Regions from separate parts of the Homo sapiens genome. Here region 1 is linked to region 2. Evidence: chromatin loops called from intact Hi-C (ENCODE). Cell type or tissue: K562. All regions are shown on one strand. Each heading gives the region's core, and the rest is flanking DNA. Links, peaks and the distances in the headings are about the cores only.

Region 1 (2,818 bases), core at 90-2,589, 46 kb after region 2:
TTAACATCCTCAATTATTTTGGGGAGAAATATTTTTGTTTCCTTCAACAGCAAAACTGAGTGGAAAGTACATAGATTTTCTATGTACTCCCTGCCCCAACACATGCATAGCCTTCCTCATAATCAACATCCTGCCCCAGTGTGGTACATTTATTACAATTGATGAACTTACGTTGACAAACCGTTGTCACCCAAAGGTCCTAGTTTACATTAGGGTTCACTCTTGATGTTGTACGTCCTATGGGTTTGGACAAATGTATAATGACATGTATCCACCATTGTAGTATCATCCCTCATCCCTGCCTATTCATCCCTCATTGGGTTTGCTTGTTTGTTTGTTTGTTTTTTAAAGCTCTCAGTTGATTCTCATTTGCAGCCTGGGTTGAGAATCACTGACCAGTTGATTTCTAAAATCCCTTTCAGCTTTAATGATTTGTCATCCTAAAATATTTTGGTTTTTAGCCTGCCCTAGGGATTAATACTGATTTGGATGACTGCTTTGAGAAATATAGACACTGGCCATGAGCTACAACCTTTAAAACAGTGGTTTTTAGACATTTTTCCATTTCGGCACACCTGAGGCTACTATATATAACACCTGGAAACAGTGAGTCAGCTCAGTGGTGATTCAGTTGGGGGTTAGGACTGTATCAAAATCTCTCAAGGGGATATGGATATAGTTTGGAAAAATTCCTCAGGTGTTTCTACTGGTTCCAAGAGGGAAGAATGGAGCCCTGTGGGGAATGGTGGTTAACATTACTGAAGAATTTGAAACAAATAAAAATGCAGCCACAATCAGGATCATTGGTAGTAAAATGAGTATGCATGAAAATCACAAGAAGCTCACTAAAAATTCAGGGTTTTGTGCCCAATTCCCACAGATTCTGGTTCTATAGGTCTGAGACGTAGGAATCTATATTGTTAAAAACACTCTGAGAAAGTCGACATCCTGCAGGTGCTAAAGGGTCCACATTTTAAGAAATCTGAATTCTCAAGTATTCAGTTGTATGACACAACATTCTAGAAACTTAGTAGCAAATATTTCTTGGCATATTTCTTGGGACCTTAAAAGCCAGGCTAAGAACCAGAAAATGCTGTGTAATGTCTGCTTTCTCATGAGAGTCTGTTTTTGTATTGTTATTCATACTTTATAAGAAGAGTCACTGAACCAGTTAGGGGGGTTGTGTGGGTTTCTTTTTTTCTTTTTTCTTTTATGTTTTTTTTAAGCTATGATGAGGTGTTAGAATTGGAGCCTTAGTTTTTACATTATCAGTTGTCTTATATCAGACTCACAACTTTCTCACCCTGACCAACAGTTCCTGTTACCAAACCTCATGAGTCATGGCTTCTGTTTCACTGTCACAGATGCTGTAAAATGATAGTCAAATATTTTAAAGCTAATGGTGGCAAGTTTTATTCTGAATAATACATAGGCATATATTACAGACTAAATTAGATAATTTTCTCTTTTTTTCCTGTTATGTTCATTTTCATTATAGGTTCAATATGGAATTTTTCCAGATAACTTTACATTCAATTTACTGATGGATTCTTTCATAAAGAAAGAAAATTACAAAGGTAAGAAACTAACCCCAGATTCAGTGTTTATAGGGCTTCCAGCTCCCAAAGGGAGGTGTACAAATGTAGGAACTTCCCCTTTTTTATTTCTTAATAACATCTCTTCATTACTCGTTTAGTCAGAAAAGTTTTGATGATTATCTTTTATGCAAAATTTTTAAAAACATTATTTTTATTTTAAGATAGAAAATATCAAAGTACATAAATGATTATGGAGGAAAAGTAAGTTAATTATACAGGCCAATCTAATTTCACTTCCCAAACTGACTGAAATGCAGAATATAAATAAAGGATAAAGTAAATTTATTTTTCAAGTATAATTTTGGATTCAGTAATGAACAGTTGGCAGAAATGAGATTTTTTTTTTCAACTGAATTTTTAGCCTATGCTCTTTTAAAATATTACTGGCTTGTTTGTTTGTGTAAAAGAAAATCCCTTCCAGGTTCTTATTTTTCTACTGACTTATTAGATGACTACCTGGTCTGCCTATCTCAGTTTCCCCATTTGCAAAAAGAACATAGAAATCCATGCGTGTGGCCTCATTCAGAACCATGACATGTGCAAAACCAGCTGGGTAGGAACAGCTGCAAATCAGTGCTATTTTATAGTTATGAATATATGTAAAAATTGGTTAAAAAAATAATTCAGTAAGTAAAAAACATTTGTTGTGCTTGTGATATGAACAGGCACTATATTTTAAGCCATTGTTAATATTCTCTGCTTTACCACCAAGTAACTACAGAAAGGAAATTGTTTGACTTGATTTTCTTGGCCTCCATCTATGTTGTAGAATATCAAGGGAAAATAAAAATTGCTTAAAGCCTGCTCTCCAGGCTTTAATGACCAGCATTAATGTGCAAACAAATATTTTATGTTACGTGTTATACTCAGGGGCTTATAATTTATGAACGAGCATTTCCCATTCCCTTCCAACAAGTATTTTAAACTGAGCCTTATTGTCCTTTTTATAGTCATTATTTTGCTGTCTTTGAAATAACACCTGAGATTTAGGGTTTCCTTTAGCATTTTGTCCTCTTCTGCCTTAACAGTGAGAAGGTACCAGAGCAGAGAATAGGGCAGTCAGACCAGCCTGTCTGCTCTGCCTGTCAGGGTGACCTTGAGAATATATGTGTCTCCTTTATGCCTTAGCTGTTCTAGCTGGTAGACATGATGCCTTAAATTTGCATCACAGTTTGAGCCATTTTCTGGTTGAACTGTCCAAAATTCTCTTGAAGTAGGTG
Region 2 (2,818 bases), core at 93-2,592:
CCTAGTAATAGGCAAAGCTGGGACTTAAAACTAGGTCTTCCAACACCAGATCATTACAGCACATGAACAGTGTATTCATTATGCACTGGCTGTTACATAGTTCAGTGATGGACACTACCAAGAGGTGAAACTCAATCATTAGTCTTCATTGGTAAAAATCTTGGCAGAGTTTTGATAAGTCAAACACTGAAATTATGTGTTCAAGTGAGAACTTTGTGCATCTCATACGTATAGATTAGTATAGTCCTCCATTTGCTGAATAATAGCAGGTAATAACAGACTTACACACTTACACAGTGCTTTCAGACTCCAGTTGGAATGGACTACTGTTCTCTGAATGTGCCTTCTACTTTCATATCTTGCCTATGCTCTTCCCTCCCCACTGTCTCTTTCTAACAGAATACAGCCTGTGTTTTAAGGCCTGTCCCAAATTCTGCTACACTCATAAACTTACCCTGATTTTCACGGTTGAATGTGATCTCTCTGACCCATCTATAAAATTTTGTTTTACCTATTCAGGGGTGCTTACTTATTTTGTTTTGTCTTCTGTCAAAAATATTTCTTTCTTTCTCTTTACCTGAGACACAGTATAGTATAGTAGACAAGAGTATGGACTTGAGCCAGAGTGCCTGGATTTGAATGTCGAATGTGCCATCCATTTCCTCCCTCATAAAATGAGTGTTAAAATAGTGCCTGTGCTTTAGGGTATTTATGAGACTCCAAGAAATTGATAACGTTATAATGCCCTTAGAACAGTCTTGGGACAAAGAAGGTCAGTGCTCAATAAAATTTAGCTTTAATGTTGACTATACTAGATTGTAACATCGGGAGAAGCAAGGAGTATTTATTTCCCATACTTCTCTCTTATGGGAAAATGTATTTGATTTCTGGTTTAGGTTTCCCTAACCATCCGCACCACCCCTGCCCCAAGGGCATCAAGGTGTAAGGGCCATCAAGGCTCAGGAATGTGGAGAAGTAGATGCTTAGGAACACTAGTAGTTCAACACACATTTAGAAAGGATATCACATTTTGGGGGAAGCTTCCTGACCCTAAAAGACAGCAAATCAAATCTGTCATACGTGTACCCGTATTGCTAAGCTTACAGCCACAAACCAGAAGGGGGCAACAGATCTGCTTACTATCTGTGAAGAAGGGAGAAGAAGCCTCAAGAAAATGATTCCCAGTTAGGAAAAAACTGCACCATAACTGATCTCTGATAAGATGTTATTGAATCAATAATCAAAATACAGATTAGACACAAAAAGAGAGGTCTGTTCTGTGGGCTGGGAGCATGTAAGCAATTGAAATAGAAATTGTGGAACTGCTTCCAGAGATTTTAGTTTTGATATCTGGCATGCACAAGAGCAGCTCAGAATGGCTAAAGTTGTTTAATGTTGTCAGCATTCCCCACTTTTATTTTATTGGTTTTTTTAGAAGCTGTGCAAGAGTTTCTATTTGTAGAGCTGATTCTTATATAGAAAACTGGGCTGCTGTGCAGCCTTGCAGGTTAGAATGAAATATACATTTTTTTCATATTTTTAAAATCATTTCTTGTTTATGGAAAAAGTAATTACATATTCTTTTTTTAAAAAAAATACTTATAAAGGAAAAATCACTTGTTTTTAGTGTGTTTCTTGCCAGTCTTTTAAGTATATCTTTCCATTTTATTTGTTTTAAACTATTAAACAGTAAGTGTCACATTTCATCTATAAATTCAGTGCAATTCCAACCAAAATCTCAGCAGAAATTTTTGGGGAACCTGAGAAGATGACCCTGAAATTCAAGTGAAAGAATAAAACCAAGAATAGCTAAGACAGTTTTAAGAAGACTAACATAAAATGATTGGTCCACAAGATAGACAACAAGACTTATTAGAAAGCTACAAAAAATACAAATGAAGATAATGGCTTAGATGTAGACAAATAGACTAGTGGAGCAGAATAGAGAGAACCCAGAAATGTATCTACATATCTGGAAACCTGAGATATTTTTTACATCAAAGGGCGAAGAATGGATTAGTTAATAAATGCTACTTAGACAATCGATAATCTAACAATTATATGGGAAAATTCTTCATTCTTACTTCAAAATATATGAACATACTCACACACATTTTTTTTAGGTAGATTAAAAACCGAAATGGAAAAAGCAAAACTTTTAGAAGGAAATATAGGAGAATATTAATAGTAGTATAACACTGGGGACACTGAAGGATTTGTTTTTTTTTGAACAAGACACAAAAAACATAACAAAAGATTGATAAATTTTTTTGTTTTGTTTTATTACTAAGTGATAATTGTTTTTGGGGTTTTGTTTTTGTTTTATTTTGTTTTGTTTTGTTTTGTTGTCTTCCATGATTCAGAATGGTTTTTGTTGTTGTTGTTATTTAATGCTTGTTGTGTGTTTTTTAAGAGACAGGGTCTCGCTGTGTTGCTCAGGCTGGTCTCAAACTCCTGTCCTCAAGCAATCCTCCCATCTTCGCCTCCTAAATGGCTAGGATTATAGGCGTGAGCCACTGCACCTGCTCTGATAAGGTTTAATGCATTAAAATTTTAAAGTTCTATTCTACAAAAATTTTGTTACCACCAGTAACAAAATTAAAAGACCAGGGAAGATTTGCAATGCATGTAGCTAACAAAGATTAGTATCTAGATTATATCCATAGGCCAATAAGATAAGAATTTTAGAAAAGTGGATAGAGAATATGAACCAGCAGTTCACAGAATAAAAAACCATATTGGCAGTTAACATATTTAACATATGAATAGATGCTCACTCTCAATAATCAGATAAATTACAGATTAAAATGATACATTT

What was found. Peaks named below come from ENCODE experiments on the same cell type or tissue, not always from the same donor. Only the 100,000 strongest peaks of a DNase experiment are listed, where the experiment ranks them.
Region 1: a loop joins it to region 2, with 2.0 times the contacts of the local background. A loop is called at or near these places in 5 of 110 quality-filtered maps.

The regions. Positions count from the first base shown.
Region 1 is chr5:72,232,878-72,235,695 of GRCh38, reverse strand. It overlaps MRPS27 (mitochondrial ribosomal protein S27), which reads left to right. Exons shown (of 11, transcript NM_015084.3): 6 at 1,499-1,577. Among named protein-coding and RNA genes, the nearest start is that of MIR4803, 65 kb to the right of the region's middle. RefSeq lists an enhancer at 1,140-1,434. In K562, for the core only: no CTCF peak of the experiment used is centred there; a DNase peak (open chromatin) is centred at 1,315.
Region 2 is chr5:72,279,185-72,282,002 of GRCh38, reverse strand. The region is part of intron 4 of MRPS27 (mitochondrial ribosomal protein S27); the gene reads left to right. It overlaps LOC107986422 (a long non-coding RNA gene), which reads left to right. Exons shown (of 2, transcript XR_001742742.2): 2 at 1-1,153. Among named protein-coding and RNA genes, the nearest start is that of MRPS27, 40 kb to the left of the region's middle. In K562, for the core only: a CTCF peak has its summit at 1,115 (motif pointing right); a DNase peak (open chromatin) is centred at 1,102.